3 separate regions of the Mus musculus genome follow, and regions 1 and 3 are each linked to region 2. The links are chromatin loops, found by intact Hi-C in ENCODE. Cell type or tissue: heart. All regions are shown on one strand. Each heading gives the region's core, and the rest is flanking DNA. Links, peaks and the distances in the headings are about the cores only.

What was found. Hi-C counts contacts between places; a loop is a spot of excess contacts. Peaks named below come from ENCODE experiments on the same cell type or tissue, not always from the same donor. Only the 100,000 strongest peaks of a DNase experiment are listed, where the experiment ranks them.
Region 1: it touches region 2 in a loop (7-fold over the local background); 21 of 42 quality-filtered maps call a loop at or near these places.
Region 3: a loop joins it to region 2, with 2.2 times the contacts of the local background. A loop is called at or near these places in 3 of 42 quality-filtered maps.

The regions. Positions count from the first base shown.
Region 1 is chr8:69,713,703-69,721,338 of GRCm38, forward strand. It overlaps Zfp869 (zinc finger protein 869), which reads right to left and starts at 3,200. Exons shown (of 5, transcript NM_001039965.1): 1 at 3,066-3,200. It overlaps Gm51532 (a long non-coding RNA gene), which reads left to right and starts at 3,405. Exons shown (of 2, transcript XR_003947396.1): 1 at 3,405-4,051; 2 at 5,829-6,094. In heart, for the core only: no CTCF peak of the experiment used is centred there; DNase peaks (open chromatin) are centred at 2,909 and 3,369; H3K4me3 peaks cover 2,349 bases; H3K27ac peaks cover 1,589 bases.
Region 2 is chr8:69,622,969-69,630,604 of GRCm38, forward strand. Zfp868 (zinc finger protein 868) reads right to left here and starts at 2,580. Exons shown (of 5, transcript NM_172754.2): 1 at 2,467-2,580. In heart, for the core only: a CTCF peak has its summit at 2,747 (motif pointing right); DNase peaks (open chromatin) are centred at 2,313 and 2,603; H3K4me3 peaks cover 1,905 bases; H3K27ac peaks cover 1,206 bases.
Region 3 is chr8:69,746,703-69,754,338 of GRCm38, forward strand. Zfp963 (zinc finger protein 963) reads right to left here and starts at 3,260. Exons shown (of 4, transcript NM_001200023.1): 1 at 3,130-3,260. The coding sequence starts at 3,132. In heart, for the core only: a CTCF peak has its summit at 3,071; DNase peaks (open chromatin) are centred at 3,019 and 3,289; H3K4me3 peaks cover 1,415 bases; H3K27ac peaks cover 1,271 bases.

The DNA.
Region 1 (7,636 bases), core at 1,054-6,053, 91 kb after region 2:
ACAGCGAGGTCATGTGTAAGTTAAGACAAATGATAAAAACAAGAAGGGAGAGATCCTACAGTAGATGATGCTTCTGAAAGCCGATGGTTACTAAGCCGTAACTCCAGAGCAGGAAAGAATCACTGCTTATCAGCCATAGGTCAGGGAGACCTAACAGGCTCGCCTGCTCTTCACGGTTGCCCTCCAGAACTGGCTGTTATTACTGAAGACGCCCCCCACACCGGTTACAATGCAGAAAGAAATCAAACTGGCACTGAACTTCCTCCCTGTTGGCTGGCTTTCATGATGCTCTGGGCACTAAGCAGGCTGCTGGGGGAGGAATGACAGGCACAGAATGTCTTACCCAGACCTCCACGACACACAAAACCAACCTGCCAAGCAAGGTGTGTCCACCTGAGCAATAGTGATATAGCTGTTCTGAGGATAACACCAGGCGGCTCTCTAACTGAACTTGAGGCTCACTCCTTCAGAGAATCCATCCCTGTCATAGTAAACTAAACCCAAAACCCACGTCTGCAGCTGGAGGGATAAACTTTGCACCACTGTTCTAGCTCAACTGTCCTGGCACCCAGTTACCTTCTAAATAATGCTCTACTCACAAACAACTGCTCCTCCCCGTCTGAGGTAGAGAAGCCCCTCCGCAGCAAACTCGGAGATGCACAGTTAGTCAGGACATTTAGACCACCACTTCCAGGGCGCTGAGATCACTGTGAAAGATGAGGCACAGACAGTAAGGCCCAGAGACAGTGAGATGGGATGTAAAATGTTGACTTTTCAGCACTGCAGAGCTAATGCTCTGTATGACCTCACTTTACAACAGCAATGCATTGCTGTAACGGACCTGACACAGGACTGGGCCCATCATGATTTAGATACCAAGGGATTCTAAACAAAGGCATTGTTTTCAACTGTGTACCCACTACCGTGCTCAGATGCATGGGCAGGAACCTGCAGCCACACGGATGATCCTGGTTAAAACCAGAATGGTTTTTTTTAGTGGCTCTCAAAACAAAGAAGGAGATGAAGGGGGCAGAAAACATGGATATTTCACAGGGAACTGTAAGCAGGAGAGGACAAAGAGGGAAATCAGAGGGCAGGACATTACAGTAGTCTTTATACATGTATGAAATTGTTAAAGGGAAAAAGAACATCAGATAGGTGTCACGGTGCATGCCTCTTACATGAAATTATATGTGAAATTCCAGCACTTGGAAATAGAGGCAAAAGAACCAGGAGTTCAAGGTCATTCTTGCCTACACAATTTCTATCTCAAAAGCACATGCTAATTTAAAGAAAAGTCAGGCTAAAGAGGTGGTATGGTTCAATGGTTAAGAACACAGATGCTGGTCTGGAGAGATGGCTCAGCGGTTAAGAGCACTGACTGCTCTTCCAGAGGTCCTGAGTTCAAATCCCAACAACTACATGGTGGCTCACAGTCATCTATAATGGGATCTGATACACCTCTACTGGTGTGTTTAAAGACAGTGTACTATATACATAAAATAAAAAAATAAATAAATCATAAAAAAAAGAACACAGATGCTATTTCAGAGGTCCAATTCCCAGAGTACACATGACAGCTTACACCCATATGTAACTACAGCTACAGGAGATCTGATGTCCTCTGCTAGCTTCCGCAGGCACTAGGCATACAAGCGGTGCAAACGAAACACCATACATAGGATACAAAAGGATGCATCTCCCTCCCCTGGCCTCAGAAAGGGATGGACACCAAGCACTAGGATGGCACGGCCTGAAACCAGCCTATCATCTGATACCTGTGTGAGCCAAGGATCTAGTCAGGGACGCAGCTTCAATTCAACTGAGTCCCTGTCAGTTCACCAGGACCAGTCAGTCTGCCTTTCATATCATATAGACCACTACAGCCACTTTCAAACCTGACATCCTCGGGCTTCATTCAAAGCTCTCCCCCTGTGGCTCACTAGTCGTGTGTTCTAACTTCTCTCATCAACTGAAACACTGCTTGCATTTCTCTTCGCCAACTTCTGGGACCCTCTGAACTCTGCTGCAGCCTCTTTAACTTATGCTGGTTGTGTAAACAGCATATGTGGATATAATTATATATTTACCGTGTGATATGAAAAAATATTAATAATTAGGATTTGGAAAAATTGAACCTTGGATAGAATATCTTGGAAATATAAAATATCTTGGAAAAATAGCCTTGGCCAGATTACCACCAGAGGCGTGACACCTTTTTACTTTCTATTCAGTAAATTATGAAATTGTGGAAATACACAAACATATTTGTCTGTTTCTGATATAACATCCTCATGACCAGAAGACACAATCAGAAAAATGTCAGTTCCCAGGTTCAATTACAGATTTAAGATAATTCCCACAAAATGCTAAAAAGTTCTTATCAGGTACATAAAAGACATTGCTGAATTTTATATGTAAAATACTTTTAAAAAAACACACAAAATGGTTAGCACAATGTAGACGAACCCACAACACACTCGTAACATTTCCAATCAAATACACAAGACAACACACTGTTTAGGAAGAATAAACAGATCCACAAAAAAAAATTTTTTTTTAAATTAGGAGACAAGCTGACCTTTGATAAAGTAGTACAATCTTTTCTAGAACTGTTTCTGGGACACCATCCGAAAGAAACTCTTGGACAAAGACTCGGAGAATTTCACAAAATTAACTCACACTTGATGCTAGACCTACGAAGCCCACAACGTCTAGACCACAGCGCAGAGAACACAGCAGTCATAAGTGCGACACCAAAAGCACAAACAGGGCGCCAGCACTGGGCGGTGACGTCACCAACCCGGAAGCTACCCCCTGATTAGGAGGAGTCTTCCGCTCCCCGCGCTCTGCGCAGACATGGCTGGAAAAGCGGAAGTGATTAGAGTCCTCCGAGACAAGCACTGGCCAGTGACGGGGCCCACGTCGCCCAGTGGAACGCACAGGGTGTCCGCTCGGCCGGCCGGTCCCACCGCTCCCCCAACCCCGGGAAGGACCTATCACCCCGGCTCACGCGGCTCAGCCGACCGCTCCTCCCCATCCGGGGACAGCGGCCCCGCGCTCACCATGGCGCGGTTGCTGAGCTCGCCTGCGCTCCCCCTACAGCTCCCGGCAGCGGCGATCACACCGCAGCTCACGGGACCACGCGATGCCTGCTTAAGAACAGAATCTGCAGCATGGCGGCGGATAGGACCCACCTCTCGTCTCGTCTGGTGTTCTTGATTGGACATCTTGCCCCGAAGCTTTGATTGGCTAGAGCTGCACCACAAGTCTGATTGACAGGAGTTCCCTAGATGCAGCTGCGTGGATGACTCAATTCCATTGCTCTAATTGGCTAGCATGCCCTGAATGATGAAGCAGTTCCTTTAGGCGCTCTTGAGTGAGTGGCCTGGCCTGAAGGTTCTGATTGGCTAGCACTGCCCTACGAGGGCCTGAGTGACAGGAACAGCTTCGCTTGGTCCTTGTGAATGAATGTCCTGCCCTCAGGGCCCTGATTGGCTAGTGAAATCTGAATGACAGCTCCCATAAGTGGATGAACTGAAATTAAAAGACGTGGACCACACAGACCTTCCCAACTCTGGCTTTCACCCAAGTTCATGCAAGTCTGCTTCAAGACGATCTGATTGAAGCAGGACTTCCTTGTGCATCCCAGAACTTTCACAGCTTGTCTTCTTGCACTCAGTAGGTACTTAAGGTTCTTCCTCTTGGAAGCCTTGTTTTTGTGCACAGTCTATTACATACACTCCCCAAGGCAGTGATCACTTTGCCTCACAACTAGACCAGGGCCCAACCCAACCCCTATCACATCGAAACAAGACTTGATGTCCTCCGGGTTTCAGGAATTTCAGCAAGTCACGCCAAAGATTGCTCAATTATAACAAGTTGCACCTTTTCTTTTTAAGCAGAGAAGCGAACCCATTCCAAGACCAAGGTGGTGTTGCTTTTCCTGCAATCCCAACAAAGGAGGTGGAAGCCAAAGAACCAGGAATTCGGGATATACTTCCTGAAAAACTTCCAGTATCAATCACAGACTACTCCAGGTCAACAGAAGGTATTGAAAGACTCCGAGAGGAGCCCCTCGCTCAGGCCTCAGGACAATAGCGGACACCCAAGAACTCACGACAGACCGAGCTTGTTGCAAACCACATGAGGCTTTATTCGGGGAAAGCCAGAGCTCTGGGGACGACTCATATCCCACGCAGGGGTAGAGGAGTTGTCCTCGAGGGGAAAGAGGTCCCAGTTTTTATAGGCCCTCAGGGGGGAAAGGAGAAGGGGGAGATTAGGGGATTTCCAGATCTAAACAATGTCTATTCTCAAGAAATGGGTATGGGAGGGGTACAAGGAAAGAGTCTAATGAAGGTGCAGCAATGGGCACACACCTGGTCAGAACTTTGGCAGACACACAGGTTCAAGAAGTGGCCAGAGCATTGTGCACCTCTATTTTTCTAAATCAGTGAAGCTAGTTCTGCTAACACTGACGTCTATCTTGCCAATTTCAGGGCTTCTGTGTCCTTTTACATTCTGCCAGGATCTTTCAGTATTTGAAGGAGCCTTACACATTGAAGATGCCTGTATCCACGAGGCCACAGAAATGACCAAACCACACTAGAATAGTGAAGGAAGACAGGAGATAGCTAATTTTTAAATAAGCAGATAGCTAAGGAGAGTGGCTCTGGATCAAATCAAACTGATTAGGAGTTCATCCACTTGGGATCCAAGGATTTACTCCAGATTCTTGCCCAAGAGAAGCTGCCTCATGGTCCATCCATTTGCCTAGGAATTTCATAAGTTCATTCTTTTTTAATAGCTGAGTAGTACTCCATTGTGTAAATGCACCTACACGGCTAACTTCACACATATACCACACATGCACACATGCACGTTCACTAGCCCCATTCCACTGAGGGTCACTCACAACCCACCTGGTAGGCTTGACTGAGCTAACTCCCTCTTGCCCTCTGTGCTGTAGGCCACTACTAACAAGGCCAGGTAGGATCTGAGAGCCTTCTTCATAGAAACTTCAAAGATTTTATTCTTTAATATCATTTAATATGAACCAATCAGCTAAATGTATGCTGGCTGGTCCATTTCTAGAAGGATAAATGCACTCTTGCAGTTGTGCAGTTTTGCTCCACAATCTATATGTATGAATAAAGTATACTTGGGGGAGGTGGCTGGAAAGATAGTTCCAAAGTTAAGAGCACTGACTGCTCTTCCATAGCATCTGGGTTCAATTTCCAACACCCACATAATGGCTCACAGTAACTCTAGCCCTACAGGATCCAACATCCTCTTCTGACCTCCCTGGAAGAGGCATGCACGGTGCACATACATACATGCAGAAAAACCAATCACATGAAATTCATAAAGGGCCACAGTGCGCCCTCTCTGAACACCACACCCACCTGTTGTACAGGAGACTGTGGCTTTGTGTGAATATGTGCTTTTTGAGGGAAGATTTTTGGCTTGGTTTGGTTTTTTTTTTTTTGTTTTGCTTTTTTGTTTTTTAAACAGGGTCTCCCTAAATAGCTTTGGGCAATCTGGAGCAATAATAATCTTAATAATAATAATCTTCTGCATGTAGACTGCAAACTTTTCATTCTGTAATTTGTAGCTGGTCTTTGCTACTTTGTGGATTCTTCTTTTCCCACCCTTTACCCCCGCACCCCACCCCATTTCACCCCATCACTAAATAGGAAAGAGGGAGGGAGGGAGGGAGGGAGGGAGAGAGAGAGAGAGAGAGAGAGAGAGAGAGAGAGAGAGAGAGAGAGAGAGAGAATGAATTCCTAAATCTAATGTCTTTCCTTTTGTTTCTTCTTTGACCACAGCAATTACAAACCAACCTCCCTAAATGGCCAACGAGCACCTGCTCCAGCTCCTGGGGAGCTAGCATTCATGTACCCTCCGAAAAGTTCTCAGAATTCCGAATGTCACAGAGACATCACAGTATCACACAATATCGCAGAAACTATCTGCGGCTGGCAATACCATACCTCTGCTAGAGCATGAGGCAAATCGTAGTCAGCTGCTTTGGACAGTCTGAAGTGTCCCATATCTCCACTCCTTGGTTTAAAATGAAAACACATTCTTATAATATTTCTGTGTTTTTAAAGAAACCAAAATTCTGAAGTTGTCACTACATTAATTCTTCACTGAATAGAGAAACCAAGGGGTGGAAAGAGAGCTTGCAGGAAACAGTAGCAAAAAGGCAAGCAATAGCTAAGAAGTAATTACACAAGCCAGGCTTGGTGTCACACACGTTTAATCCCAGCATTCTGGTGGCAGGGGCAGGCATTTTTCTGAGTTTGAGGCTATGGTCTACATATTTCTGAGTTCTATGGTCTACATAGCAATATCCAGACAGTCAGGGTTGTATGGTGAGACACTGTCTCAAAAACAAACAAACAAAACCACACCTCTGAAACCACAGGCATAACTGATACAATCATCAGCATACAGAAGAAGGGCTTAAAGGACACTGGAGACACTCCTGAGAAAGCAGACACGGTCTGATGAAAGGCTTCTAAGGAGAATTCATTAGAAGAGACAAACACAGTCATATTGTGGTGATTAAAGAAAACAGTCTCTCAAGAGAAAACTGGGATTCTGCACACTTAATTTAATAAAAGAAATACTAGCCGGGTGTGGTGGCACACACCTTTAATCCCAGCTCGGGAGGCAGAGGCAAGCGGATTTCCGAGTTTGAGGCCAGCCTGGTCTACAAAGTGAGTTCCAGGACAGCCAGCTACATAGAGAAACCCTGTCTCAAAAAACAAAAACAAAAAACAACAACAACAACAAAAAAAAAAACTAATGGGCTGTAGAGGTACAAATAAACTGCAACCCAATAACAGTGTCAATACAATACATTTGGAACAAGGCAGGTGATCAAGCCAAAACAACAACAACAACAACAACAACAACAACAACAAAAACATCAAATATAAATATCAAAAGTTGAGAAGTACGGAGCTGGAAAGACGGGTCAGTGGTTAAGAACACTGGCTACTCCTCCAGAGGGACCAAAGTTTGGTTCCCAGCACCCACATTGTGGTTTACAGCCCGCCATAACTCCAGTTCCAGGGGATGTTACTCCCTCTTCTGACCTCCAGAGACGCTAGACACAAATATGGTGTGCATACATATATGCAGACAATGCATTCATACACAGAGTATGAATTCATATATATGTGTGAATTATATATACTTCCATCAGGGAACCATTTCCTCTGCTCAGATCTATGCAGAGCAGGAAAAGAAAATGTTCCACTCCTTTCTCTTTTATGATTTATGTCTCCTTTTTAACCAATGACCATAAAAACCACCATTCTCTTAGAAGATTTTTCTTTTTAATGTGCTCCAGGCCTGGGAAAGAGGAACGCTGCCAGACAACACAACCTAGACAGAATGGGATTTTCCCTTCTGTCCAACACTGACCAAGGAAGGAAATGTTAGAAAACATTTCAATAGGTTCTTTTTAAAGGATTAAAGATAGCTTCTAAAAAGATTTCCTTTGCCAGGTGGTGGTGGTGCATGCCTTTAATCCCAGCACTAAGGAGACAGAGGCAGGCAGATAGATCTCTGTGAGTTTGAGGCCAGCCTGTTCTACAGAGCAAGTTCCATGACAGCCAGGGCT
Region 2 (7,636 bases), core at 828-5,827:
GTGATACCATAGCAAACATATAGGATACATAATTCTATCCTACTCCTGTACATTGGCAATAAGCAATAGGATATAAAAGGAAAAACACTACGCTGCTTGTACACCAGTAGAGATAAATGACACAAAGAAAATACACAAATAAAACAAAGAACTACAGACATACTGGGTGTGGTGTTGCACAGACTCAAAAGGCAGAGACAGGCAGACTGCTGTGATTTCCAGACCACACTGGTCTACAAAGTTCCAGAGTTCCAGGTCAGACAGGTCACAAGTGAGATTTTGTCTAAAAAAGACAAAATAAGGGGTTGGGAGGGGAAGTCCGCAGACATTAACTATAACTTTCTTTTTTTTTTTAAATTATGTATTTTACATGTATGGGTGTTTTGCTTCCACCACATGCATGCCTGGTACCCACGAAGGCCAGAAGAGGGCTTCATATCTCCTTGGAATGAAATTACAGAACGGTTTAAGCCACCATGTGGTCACTGGAAATCAATCTACAAGAGCAGCAGTGCTCTTAACCACTAAGCCAGCTCTCCAGCCTCACACTTCAAATCACCAATGAAAGCAATGAACCTAATAAAGCAAGTGCTACTGCAGGATCCTGGACGTGAAGTGTTGAAGGGCACAGTCGGCTGTGTCCTGTCCCAAGTTACTCCATACTGTGAGAAAACAGTGGTTTTCCAGACAATGCCTTGCCCTGAGTGACTCCATTTGACTCCATTTTGAGGAAAGAGAATGACTCCAGCCCCTTGGTACATGCACAAACAATACTATCTGTTCAGCCAGATATCACAGGCTTGTTCCTGAGAACAGAAAGAGGGCTACTCTGTAAGTTTATCAGGGTGAGTTGAGACTAGATGGGCATGTATTACAATGCTATCAGGGAAACCAGGGAAGGGCATAAATCCCTCTCCTGGCCTCTTAAATTGATAGACACCTACTAGCACTAGGATGTCTGACCCCAAACCATCCTATCGTCTGATAACTAGTATATAGATGAAGAAAGGACAAGTAGAGACTTTTGTCCCTGAGGTTTCAATAGGCCCCATGACTCACCTACTCACCTGCCTGGCCTTCCACCTAGTCCCTATCCAGACCTGGACCTGAGCCCACAGTTGCCTGCTCTCAGGGCCTTCTATCTAGAACTAAGCAGCATGGCTGACAAGCCTGAGTCCTCTCTGTGACTTCATCAAAGGCTCGCTCCCTGTGGCACAATTGTTTTGAGTTCCTTTTCATATCAGGACAAACTCTACCTACATTTCTCTCAGCCTACTTCTAAGTATTCATTTTATAAACTAAATATATGCAGAGATATACTGTGTGCTTTGACATGAGAATTAATATTAACAATTAAAACTAAAAGAAGGGCTGGAGAGATGGCTCAGTGGTTAAGAGCATTGACTGCTCCTCCAGAGGTCCTATGTTCAATTCCCAGCAACCACATGGTGGCTCACAACCATCTGTAATGGGATCAGATGCTCTCTTCCATTGCGTCTGAAGAGAGCGAAAGTGTACTCACATACATAAAATAAATAAATCTTAAAAAAAAAAGACTAGAATAAAACCCACATTAACCTTGTCCTAATTACAAATGTAAGTGAAATCACTTGGCAAATTGCTGCCATCAAAACCTTTTAAGTTTATTGTTATTCAAAAATATTTGATACTTTGGGGAGATACAAATGTGTCTATCTTATTTCTAGCATAGTATGCTCATGTTCTCAGTTTAAACTAGTAGTTCAACATACTTCCAATAAAAATGCTAAAATAAACAAGAAATAAAGGTTGTGTGGAAATGAAGAAAAGGACCAGAATGGTGAACACAATACAGAAGAATCGACTACAATGCTTCCTGACTAACAGTTCTCGGCGAACCTCGGTACGCAAAACAATGCACTATTTGAGGGAAGAAAAATTAACAAGCCCACAAATGCATAAGCAGAAATAAAAACAAAAATATAATCAAAGGATGTCTGACCGAAGAACAAAATAAATTCAAGGAGACAAGTCATCTTTCCCAGAGCTGGTTTTAAACATCTTTGCAAAGAAACTCACTGGACTTTACAAATGTCGTAAAATTAACCTAAAGAGGTTGCCACACTTACATGTGGAAAGCAAAGTTCAGAACTTCTCGAAGACAGCACAAAGAACCTAGACAGCCTTAGTCTAGCAAGCAGCCTTCAGCGCACCACCAAAAGCAGGACGTCCCCGCCAGCCCGGATCGTGACGTCATCCGCGTACTGGCTTCCGCCCATCCCCCGCCCCCCGCAGGGCGGGACCTCCCGCTCAGCGCTGACGCCAAGAGGATCAGGGCGGAAGTACCTACGGACCGCAGGCGGAGGCCCAGGTCGCAGCCCCGACGTCCCCGCGTTCACTGCCCCAACCCCAGGGAGGACCCACCACCCCGGCTCCCGCAGCCCAGCCGGCCGCTCCTCCCATCAGGGGACAGCGGCCCTCGCTCACCATTGCCAGGCTCCGAGCTCACCCGCGCTCCCCCACACAGCTCCAAGCACTGGCTCCCACAACGGCTTTCCTCAGTTTCGGTGAAGAACCTTTAGCTAACATGGCGGCCGAAAAGAACCCGCCCCCCCGCCTCCTAGAAGCTTCTGATTGGACAACCTGTCTGTAGCTCCTGATTGGTTAGAACTGCTCTAGGTGATCTGAGTGACAGGAGTAGCTCCTCTTGCAGTTCCTTAGGCTGTGAGTCTAGAGCCCATTGTTTAGTGTTGCGGTGGCCAGCAGGTGTCAACATAGGTTCATGGCTCTTGTGTACCTCTAGGTGTGCCCTACTGAATGATTCCAGGACCCTGACCAGTGAAAATAGTTAACGATGTCAGGCCAGTTTTGTGACTCTGACTTACCTAGGGACAAGTCCGCTGAAAGAACCAAACTAGTGTTTGGTGATGACAGTTCAGGGGGCACTGTACCATAGCTTCTTCAGAATATTTTTGTTGAGACTCTTCCTTTATTGTGTACAAGAGCCTCAAACTCGTAGTCCGCCTCAGTCAATGTGCCTAAAGCCATTTTTTTTCTTTTCTTTTTTATTGGATATTTATTTACATTTCATATGTTATCCCCTTTCCCGGTTTCCCTCCCTCCAAGAAACACCTTATTACATTCTTCCTCACCCTGTTTCTATGAGGGTGTTACTCCACCCAACCACACACCCACTCCCACCTCCCAGCCATCAATTCCCCTATACTGGGGCATCTATCGAGCCTTCATAGGACCAAGGACCTCTCCTTCCATTGATGCATGACAAGGCCATCCTCTACTTCAGTCCTTTCTCTAACTCCTCTATTGGGGAATCCCATGCTCAGTCCAATGATTGGCTGCCAACATCCATCTCTGTATTTGTAAGAATCTGGCAGGGCCTCTCAGGAGATAGCCATATCAGGCTCCTTTCAGCATGCACTTCTTGGCATCCACAGTAGTGTCTGGGTTTGGTAACTGTATTTGGGATGAATCCCCAGGTGGGACAGACTCTGAGTGCCCTTTCCTGTAGTCTCTGCTCTACACTTTATCTCCATATTTGCTCCTGTGAATATTTTGTTCTCCTTCTAAGAAGGACCGAAGCAACCATACTTTGTTCTTCCTTCTTACTGAGCTTCATGCAGTCTGTGACTTGTATCCTGGTTATTTGGAGCTTTGGAGCTAGTATTCACTTATCAGTGAGTGTATAAAATGTGTTTTCTTTTGCACCTGGGTTACCTCACTAAGGATGATATTTTCTAGTTCTATCCATTTGCCTAAGAATTTCATGAATTCGTTTTTAATAGCTGAGTACTACTCCATTGTGTAAATGTACCACATTTCCTGAATCCATTCCAGATTTGAAGGATCAAATCTTCAAATCAGGGATCAGGGTTGTTTCCAACTCCTACCTCTTATAAAAAAGACTGCTATGAACATAGTGGAGCATGTGTCCTTCTTACATGTTGGAGTATCTTCTAGTTATATGCCCAGGAGTGGTAGAGCTGGGTCCTCAGGTAATACTATGTCCAATTTTCGAGGAACTGCCAAACTGATTTACAGAGTGGTTGTACCAGCTTGCAATACCACCAACAATGGAGGAGTGTTCCTCTTTCTCCACATCCTCTCCAGCATCTGCTGTCACCTGAGTTTTTGATCTTAGCCATTCTGACTGGTATGAGGTGGAATCTCAGGGTTCTTTCGATTTACATTTCCCTGATGACTAAGGATGCTGAACATTTCTTTAGGTGCTTCTCAGCCATTTAGTATTTCTCAGTTAAGAATTCTTTGTTTAGCTCTGTACCCCATTTTTAATAGGGTTATTTGGTTCTCTGGAGTCTAACTTCTTGAGTTCTTTGTATATATTGGATATTAGCCCTCTATCAGATGTAGGGTTGGTAAAGATCCTTTCCCAATCTGTTGGTTGCCTTTTTGCCTTATTGACAGTGTCATTTGCTTACAGAAGCTTTGCAATTTTATGAGGTCCCATTTGTCAATTCTTGATCTTACAGCACAAGCCATTGGTGTTCTGTTCAGGAATTTTCCCCCTGTGCCCATATCTTAGAGGCTCTTCCCCACTTCCTCCTCTATAAGTTTCAGTGTTTCTGGTTTTATGTGGAGGTCCTTGATCCACCTAGATTTGAGCTTTGTATAAGGAGATAAGAATGGGTCAATTTGCATTCTTCTACATGCTAACCACCAGTTGAGCCAGCACTATTTGTTAAAAATGCTCGTTTTTTATACTGGATGGCTTTAGCTTCTTTGTCAAAGATCAAGTGACCATATGTGTATGGGTTCATTTCTGGGTCTTCAATTCCATTCCACTGATCTTCCAGCCTGTCTCTGTATCAATACCATGCAGTTTTTACTACTATTTCTCTGTAATACAGCTTGAGGTTGGGGATGGTAATTCCCCTAGAAGTTTTTTTATTGTTGAGAATCATTTTCGCTATTCTGGGTTTTTGTTATTCCAAATGAATTTGCAAATTGTTCTTTCTAACTCTAGGTAGAGTTGAGTTGGAATTTTGATGGGGATTGCATTGAATCTGTAAATTGCTTTCGGCAAGATGGCCATTTTTACTATATTAATTCTGCCAGTCCATGAGCATGGGAGATCTTTCCATCTTCTGAGATCTACTTCGATTTCTTTCTTCAGAAACTTGAAGTTCTTGTCATATAGATCATTCACTTGCTTAGTTAGAGTCACACCAATATATTTTATAGTGAAGGGTGTTGTTTCCCTAATTTCTGCCTCAGCCTGTTTATCCTTTGAGTAGAAGAAGGTCATGGATTTGTTTGAGTTAATTTTATATCCAGTCACTTTGCTGAAGTTCTTTATTAGCTGTAGGAGTTCTCTGGTGGAATTTTTTGGGTCACTTAAGTATATGATCATGTCTTCTGCAAACAGTGATATTTTGACTTCTTTGTTTCCAATTTGTACCCCTTGACCTCCTTTTGTTGTCTAATTGCCCTAGCTAGAACTTCAAGTACTATGTTGAATAGATAGGGAGAGAGTGGGCAGCCTTGTCTAGTCCCTGATCTTAATGAAATTGCTTCAAGTTTCTCTCCATTCAGTTTGATGTTGGCTAGTGATTTTCTGTATATTGCTTTTATTATGTTTAGGTATGGGCCTTGAATACCTGATCTTTCCAAGACTTTTAACATGAAGGGATGCTGAATTTTGTTAAATGCTTTTTCAGCATCTAATGAAGTGATCATGTGGGGGTTTTTTCTTTGAGTTTGTTTATGTAGTAGATTACATTGATGGATTTCCATACATTGAACCATCCCTGCATCCCTGGGGTGAAGCCTACTTGATCGTGGTGAATGATCATTTTGATGTATTCTTAGATTCAGTTGGCAAGAATTTTATTGAGTATTTTTGCATAAATGTTCATAAGGGAAATTGGTCTGAAGTTTTCTTTCTTCATTTGGCCCTTGTGTGGTTTAGGTATAAGTGTAATTGTGGCTTCATAGAATGAGTTAGATAGTGTACCTTCTGTTTCTATTTTGTGGAATAGTTTAAAGAGTATTGGTAATTAGGTCTTCTTGAAAGGTCTGTTAGAATTCTCCACTAAACCTATCTGGTCCTGGGCTGGTTTTGGTTGGGAGACTTAATGACTGCTTCTATTTCTTTAGAGGTTATGGGATTATTTAGATGGCTTATTTGATCCTGTTTAACTTTGACATCCTGTATGTATCTAGAAAATTGTCCATTTCATAAAGATTTTCCAATTTAGTTGAGTATAAACTTTTGTAATAGGATATGATGATTTTTTAATTTCCATGCTTTCCGTTGTTATATCTCCCTTTTCATTTCTGATTTTATTAATTTGGATACTGTCTCTGTGTCCTCTGGTTAATCTGGTTAAGGGTCTATCTATCTTGTTGATTTTCTCAAGGAACCAGCTCCTGGTTTTGTTGATTCTTTGTATAGTTCTTTTTGTTTGTACTTGGTTGACTTCAGCCCTGAGTTTGATTATTTCCAGCCTTCTACTTCTCTTGGGTGTATTTGCTTCTTTTTGTTCTAGATCTTTCAGTTGTACTATCAAGCTGGTAGTGTAAGTTCTCTCCAGTTTCTTTTTAGAGGCACTTAGAGCTATGAGTTTTCCTCTTACCACTGCTTTCATCGTGTCCCATAAGTTTTGGTATGATGTGTCTTCATTTTCATTAAATTCTAAAAAGTCTTTAATTTCTTTCTTTATTTCTTCCTTGACCAAATTATCATTGAATTGAGCAATGTTCAGCTTTCATGTATATGTATGCTTTCCATTGTTTTTGTTGGTATTTAAGGTCAGCCTTAATCCATAGTGATCTGATAGGATGCATGAGATTATTTCAATCTTCTTGTATCTGTTGAGGCCTATTTTGTGGTCAATTATATGGTCAGTTTTAGAGAAGGTACCATGAGGTGCTGAGAAGAAAGTATATTCTTTTGCTTTAGGATGAAATGTTCTATAAATACCTGTTAGATACATTTGATTCATAACTTCTGTTATTCTCACTGTGTCTCTGTTTAATTTCTGTTTCCATGACTTGTCCATTGCTGAGAATAGGGTGTTGAAGTCTCCCACTACTGTTGTGTGGAGTGTATTGTGTGCTTTGAGCTTTAGTAAAGTTTCTTTTATGAATGTGGGTGCCCTTGCATTTGGAGCACAGATGTTCAGAATTGAGAGTTCATCTTGGTAGATTTTTCCTTTGACCAGTTTGAAGTGTCCTTTCTCATCCTTTTTGATAACTTTTAGTTTAAAATCTATTTTATTTGATATTAGAATGGCTACTCCAGCTTCTTTCTTGGGACCATTTGCTTGGAAAATTGTTTTCCAGCCTTTTACTCTGAGGTAGTGTTTGTCTTTGACACTGAGGTGTGTTTCCTGTGTGCAGCAAAATGCTGGATCCTGTTTACATATCCAGTCAGTTAGTGTATGTCTTTTTATCAGGGAATTGAGTCCATTGATGTTAAGAGATATTAAGTAATAGTGATTGTTGCTTCCTCTTATTTTTATGTTTGTGTGGTTATCTTCTTTTGGGTTTGTTGGAAGAAGATTACTTTCTTGCTTTTTCTAGGGTGTGGTTTTCTTCCTCGTGTTGGCATTTTCCATCTATTATCATTTGTAGGGCTGGATTTGTGGAAAGATATTGTGTAAATTTGGTTTTGTCA
Region 3 (7,636 bases), core at 1,054-6,053, 120 kb after region 2:
ATGCAAGTTAGATCTAAGCTTAAAAGCTCTTTCTGGTACCCAAAACCTTAAAACCCAAGAGACTTCAGTCAGTAAAGAGAAAACATGAGGGGAGAACGTTGTAATGTAAGCATCGGAATGAGAGCGGTGCCTCAGGATGCCCAGCTCCAGACAAGACGCCAAAGTTCACTGGAGAACTAAAGAAAGATGCTAATTCAGGAACAACCCTGACCATGGTGCAGAGCTTTAGTGGCTTTGCTGAGCTACTTAGAAGGACTCCATACTTAGGATGCAGGAAAAGCATTGAAGGATCTCAGAGATGGGCTAAAGTGGGTCTGTAAAGGAGCTGAAAGAAGGACAGAGATAAGAACATGGTCTACCCACATCACCAGAAGTAAATGAGGCAAGACTTATGTGAAGCTGAAGTTCTTAAAGAAAGTGGACAGAAGGGCAAGTGCAAAGCTAGGGAACTCCCACAAGGCTGGAAAGCCTTTTGTTTACACTTATTTGTTTTATGTATATGAGTACAATGTAGCTGTGAGCCTTCAATTCCTTGTTGGGAATTGGATCTAGGACCTCTGCTTGCTCCAGTCAGCCTCACTCCCTCAGGCCCAAAGATATTATTATAAATAAGTATACTGTAGCTGTCTTCAAACATACTAGAGAAGGTGGCATCATACGGGTGGTTGTGAGCCACCATGTGGTTGCTAGGATTTGAACTCAGGACCTTCAGAAGAGCAGTCAGTGCTTTTACCCACTGAGACATCGCTCCAGCCCCCTGTAAAACCTTAAGAATGGCTCACAGGAAGCAAAAATGGCAAGACAGTGCAAATGGAAAAAACTAAGTCGGTCCAGTGGCTGCGATGAGCTCTGGGTTTTTCTCTCCAGCATGGAAGTAAGCCCAGAGTGCAAGCTGCTCACCTTCCAGAGGTTCACAGAAGCCAGGCAGGACTGAGGGAGAGACAGTGGAAGTGGCTGTGTGTGTCTACCAGAGCCTCGAGAAGCACAGCCTAGTGGGTAGCCCTGGGGAAAGCCAGTAAGCTTGAGCCAGCCATACCAAGTCATGGGGGTTAGGAAAGGCATGAAGGCCAGATGAAGATGCTACAACTGGAAAGAGAACAGGACAGGGGAGCCACTGAGACTTTAAAAAGTAAGAGTCTAGGGTAGAAAAGGTGTAGCAGCCAGAGAATCAGGGAGATTTCCTGTGAGACTGGGTCTCCTAGAAATAATATCTCACTTACTCATAAAGTCTATTCAGAATGAGCTGAGCAAAGATAACACCAATGGACATGAAAAACTGGGTAGGGACAAGCCCACAATGCCTCAATCGTACACAAAGAACTACAGGTAACTAAGGAAATCTGGGAGTAGGAGAGATACTCTTCCCCAGGGACGAGCACACTGCTTGCTTGTCCAATGCTTGACAGTCAGCCCTGAAAACATACACACGGGTAACATTCCATGGACTGAGCAGGTTATAGTTAGGAATATAGATGTTACAAGCATGCAACAACAATTAATGGAATAAGAAGCAGCCACGAATGTGAAGAAGAGCAGGGAGGATTATGGAAGGAGGTTTGGAGGGAGAAAAATGAAGGGAGAAATGTTTAATTGTATTAGAATCTCAAAATAAAATTGTTAAGTATAACACATAAAATACAAGTCTTTTCAAATAGGAAATTCCAAGACCAACAAAAACTCAAGGAAATAATAAGAAAACTTCTTGGGGCTGGGGAGATAGCTCAGCGGGTAAGACCACTAACTGCTCTTCTGAAGATCCTGAGTTCAAATCCCAGCAACCACTGGGATGTGTTCTGGTGAGTCTGAAGACAGCAACAGTGTGCTTATTTATAATAATAAATAAATCTTTTTTAAAAAAATCTTCTTGAATACAAGATTAACACAAGAAGTCCATCTTCCAGTATAATAGCAATGAGCAACTGAATGGTTAGCAATTTCCCCGAGTATGTAGCACCACAGCTCAAAGGAGACACAAAGAGAAGCATATACTAAATTTCACAAAGATCCTTGGATGAAGATAAATTTCTTTTTCAAAAATGAATCAAGCCAGGCACGGTGGCACAGGTCTTTAATTCCAGCACTTGGGAGTCAGAGACGAGGGATCTCTGTGAACTCAAGGCCAGCCTGAGCTACATGGCAAATTCCCATACAGCCAGGAATACATAGAGCAGTCACTCTAAACCTTCCTAACGCTGCGGCCCTTTGATACATTTCCTCATGTTGAGGTGACTCCCAACCAAAAAATTATTTTTGTTGCTATGTTATAATTGTAATGTTGTAACTGAGCAGTATCTCAGTTCCTAAAGCCATTGGGAATTAGTGTTTTCTGATTGTCTTAACCGAAAGGTAAAGAACCACTGACACAGAGAGATCCAGTGTCCAGAAAAAAGAAAAAAAAAATCAAATAAGAATATGCACTGGCCTAGTAAATAGAAGACAACACCAAGATGTTGCTTTCCTCAATTTACACTATAAATTCAAAACACAATCCCAACAAGAATGCTAACATCTTGTGTAACAGCAGAAAGCCGTTCTAAGGTTTATATGTAAAGGGGGAAAAAAAACCCTCAACGTTCCAGACAATTCTAAATAAATAGTACACAAATAAAAGATTTTATCTTTACAAAGAAATTTAATGATCATAATAGTGTACGAATATTTGGAAACTAATTTATCTACAAAACAGTATAAAAAAAGAACCTCACAAAATAGTCAATGTTCTTTTAAAAGAGCAAATTAAACTCAGGAGAGTAATTGTCTTCACAAATACTATCCAACATAGGCATAAATAAGCAAAAACTTAAGAGTTTACAACTCCCACAAAAGTATTTCAAAGTGGACTCTCCACCAATATGTGAAGACAACTCAGGGGAACCGGCAGGACCTTGAGTTCAGCAAACAGCCTCAGGGTACAACACAAAAACCACTTCGTGGCCGTGACGTCACCGACACGGAGGGCGGGGCCTCCCCTGCGGCGCCCTGAGCTCTGCGCAGACGCGGCCGAAGGGCGGAGCGACACAGCCGCAGCGACCTAGTCGCCGCCAACCGCAGCGGGCCTAACGCCGCACAAGCGAAGAGCTACCGATAGCTGCCACTCCTCTCCACCTGGGACAGCGGCCCTGCGCTCACCATGTCGCGGCTTCCGAGCTGCCCGTGCTCCCCTCACAGCGGCGGCCACAGCGCAGCACACGCACCCACGGGGCCTCCCTGAGCCACGGAGTTCAGTCTACAACACGGCGGACAGAGAAAATCCGCCTCCCACTGCCCTACCTCGCTCTTGATTGAGTGGTGTAAGCTTGAAGGCCCTGATTGGCTAGGTCCGCCCAGCGACTGCTGATTGACAGCAGGAGCTGAAGTGATGACCAGGCAGTCTCTGCCCTGGACTGCCTGCCTTTTACTCCAGCATATGGTCAGGAGAATTTACATTGACGCAGAACTTGTTCTTGTTCTTGGAGAGCTGGGCCCTGCTGTCTCAGTGAACTCGGCAAGCACTTCCTAGTCTAACAGGGTACCAGATGGTTCTCGTAAGCAGTCCAGTTACCAACTCAGTGTCTAATACAATGGCCCCTGTGCCTCAGACCTAGGAGGCCAGTCAGACCACTCTGGTTCCAGTTGATACTGAGAGGTTGAGAGCACATGCTGCTCTTCAGAGGACCCAAGTTCAATTTCCAGAACCCACATCGGGTGACTCCAAACTGTCTGCAAATACGGCTGCTTAGAGAACCCAGGACCACCAGTCCAGGGATGGCCCCAGCCACAATGGGCTTTCCCCCCATTAATCTCTAATTTTTAAAAATGACCTCACAGGCTTGCTTACAGCCCAAGCTCATGGAGACATTTTCAATTGAGGCTCCCCACTCTGATGACTCAAGCTTGTGTCAAATTGACATAAAACTAGCCTGCACAAATAAACATACCCAATGCAAACAAACAGACAAAATTAGAGTTGATAAAAAAAAAAACAGGAGCTGGAGAGATCGCTCAGTGATTAAGGGCACTTGCCTGACATAGTTACATTTCTGTTGCTATGATAAAACTTCATGATTGAAGTGACTTATAAAACAGTTTAACCAGGCTTAGAGGTGCAGTGTGTAACAGTCCATGCTGGTATTGTTAAGGCTTGGCCACAGGCTGAGGACTCACACCTTAATCCACTGAGAATGGCACAAGTCTTTTAAAACCTCGAAGACCACCTCCACCACCAAGGCTGCACCCAATTCTTCCCAAACAGTTCCATCACTGGGGACCAAACACTGAAACATGGCCTATGGAAGCCATTCTCATTCAAACCACCTCCTTCCACTCCCTGGCCCCCATAGACCATACTATAATGCAAAATGCATTTGGTTCTCCGTCAAAAGTCCCCATAGACTTTCACAGTCTCAACATTATTTAAAGGTCCAAATATCTTCTAAGGCTCAAGACAATTCTCTCCTTGGCGGATGTCTCATGGCTCTAGGATCTCCACTGAAATCCAGGTTTGAATTCCAAAATGACTCACAATAGCTTCTCAGTACCTTCCATGCAGGGACTACACTGCCATACACTCTCCATAGTTACAGACTTGACTCTAAAGTCAGAACCACACAGACATCATGGCCAAATTCTGCTGCCTTCTTGGGATGGAGCCTGGCCCCACTGAATCACATTTGCAGCCGTTTTCCTTTGTCATGGTTTTGGGGAATAGAAAATTACTTGGGCTTTTCCTTTTTACATGTTAGAAGCTTAGCTGGGTAGGGTCTTGTCCAGAGGCACCTGTGGTAGTTTGAGTGGCAGGCCCCCATATGTTCATATACTTGAATGTTTGGTTCCCAGTTGATGGATTGTTTAGGAAGGATAAGTGTGGCCTCATTAGAGGAAGCATGTTGCTCAGGGTGGGCTTTGGGTTTCAAAAGCCAGCACCTGGCCCAGTCTGTCTGTCTGTCTGACCCAACTCTCTCTCTGGGTGTGGATGTGGGTGTGTCTGCCTGCCAGCCTGCTTGGTGGCTTGAGGTGGAATACAAGCTAACAGCTACTACTCCAGCACCACACCTGCCTGTTACCATGCTTCTTGCCACAATGACCACAGACTCTAACCCTTTGAACTATATATAATGTCTGAATTAAATGCTTTCTTCTATAAGTTGCCATTGTCATGGTTGTCTATTCACAGAAAGAGAACAGCAACCTCTGTTCTATGGACTAATATAACTATTTCCTTACATAGATTAGAACAAGACAATGAGGTCTTTATCCCAATACAAATTAGGTCTTGCCTTGATCTCTTCCCATCCCTGCCCTCTCTTGGTTGTTAGGCAGGGTTTCTCTGTGTAGCTTTAGCTGTCCTGGAACTCACGCTGTAGACCAGGCTGGTCTGGGATTCAGAGATTCACCTGCCTCTGCCTCCTAAGTGCTAGGGTTAAAGGTGTGCACCACTGCTGTTTTTTAAGGATTTATTTTCATGTTGTGTGTGAGTGTTTTGCCTACATGTATGTCTGTGTACCACATGTGTGTCAGGTGTCTAGAGAGGCCAGAAGAGGGCATAATCTCCTGGAACTGAAGAAACAGAGCTGCCCTATAGGTGCTTGACTTAGTAATATGTAAGCATCTCCTATGTGTGGTATTAGTTTTGGCAACATGGAACCTGCGAGATGGAGAAAGGCTGAGTACTAGCAGCATGTGGGAATGACACCTAAGTCCTCCGTAGGGGCAGCCAGTGCTTTCAACCTCTGGGTCATCTCCCCAGCCTTGGTCTCCTTTTCTCTTTCAGCACAAACCTTGTTTCCAACACTAATTGTTCTGACATTCTTTTTTTCTTGAAGCTATATATTCCATATTTTTTTTGGCCCCACTTGTTCTTTTTCACTGTAGACCTGTATTAAGATAGATAATAACCACACAACAGAATTAATGTTTATTATCTTTTTTGGGCCAGGCATGGTTGCACTCCTTTTATCTGAGCATTTGAAAGGCAGATGCAAGCAGATCTTAGAATTTAAAGCCAGACGATTCTAAAGTGTGAGTTTCAGGATAGCCAGGACTCAGAGAAACACTGACTGAAGCGTGTGTGTGTGTGTGTGTGTGTGTGTGTGTGTGTGTGTGTGTGTGTGTGTGTATTATTACAGTTCTGCATAAGATCTAATAACCAATTTAGTTTAAAGTTAGTCTCAGGCAAATTCATACAAGGGCAGAAAGCAGCCACATTCTTTTGCCAAGAATGGTCTCTAGCCCAGTTTTGCCAATATTGAAACTTCTTAAGTTCTGCCTCCACAGTCTACAGAGCTCTCAGCACTGCTGTTTTGCATCCTGTTAAGACCTGCTTACAAAGTACAACTACTTTCCTATGCCAAAGTCCCAGTCTTCTCCATTCCTCCAAAAACCAGCATGGTCAGGGTTGTCTGTCACAGTAGTATTATATTATATACATTTTGGTACCAAATTTCAGTTCCTTTTCTACTACCGTGACAAAACACCATTACCAAGGCTGACAATCTATAAAGGAAACATTTAACTGGGCTCAGGGTTTCAGAGGTTTGGAATCTATGATGGGGAGCAAGTGCACAGGGAGTTGGAGCAGCAGCCGGAAGTTCACACCTTGACCTGCAAGCTGAAGGTGGAGAGGGAATGACTTGAGTCTTTTTTTTTTTTAGTAGTAAAGCAAGTTATTCATGGGGACAGAGCACTTTCTTTTTAAGATTTATTTTATTAATATATGTAAGTACACTGTAGCTGTCTTCAGACACTCCAGAAGAGGGAGTCAGATCTTGTTGCGGATGGTTGTGAGCCACCATGTGGTTGCTGGGATTTGAACTCTGGACCTTCGGAAGAGCAGTCCACTGAGCCATCTCACCAGCCCCGACTTGAGTCTTTTGAAATCTCAAAGCCCACTGTGAAGGTTTGAGTAGGTATGGCCCCCACAGATTCATATGTTTGAATGCTTGGACATAGATATAGGTAGTGGCATATTAGGAGGTATGGCCTTATCTGGAGGAGGTGTGGCTTTGTTCAAGGAATTGTGTCACTGTGGAGGCAGGGCTTTGAGGTCTTTTTTCTTTGTAAAAAGTTTATATATTCATACACCAAATTACATGCACTGTAGGTACTTTAGGTAGATAGTTAATAGTATAATTTCTTATGACTTTTTTGTTTCCTTATTGTAATATTAACCTCTTTCTTCTCTCTATATTTGTCTTTCTCCTCGTTCCCTAATTAGAACTTTTCGTTCTCCTATGTACTCTTCAGATCACTTTTTTTTTCCTTGGATATTTTCTTTATTTACATTTCAAATGTTTTCCCCTTTCCAGGTCTCTCCTTCAGAAATCCCCTATCCCACCCATCTCTCCCTGCCTCTAGGAGGGTGCTCCCTTATCTGCCCACTCTAGCCTTCATGCCCTGGCATTCCCCTACACTGGTGCACTGAACACCCTCAGGCCAAAGGGCGCTCTTCCCACTGATGTCCAACAAGGCCATCCTCTGCCGCATATGCAGTCAGCGCCATGGGTACTCACTGGTTGGTAATCCATCCCTGGGAGCTCTGGCCAGGGGCTCTGAGGTCTTAAATGTTCTCACTATGCTCAGTGTGACAACATAGTCTCCTTCTGCTGACTGTGGGTCAAGATGCAGAACTCAGAACTCCTACAGTACCATGGCTGCCTAA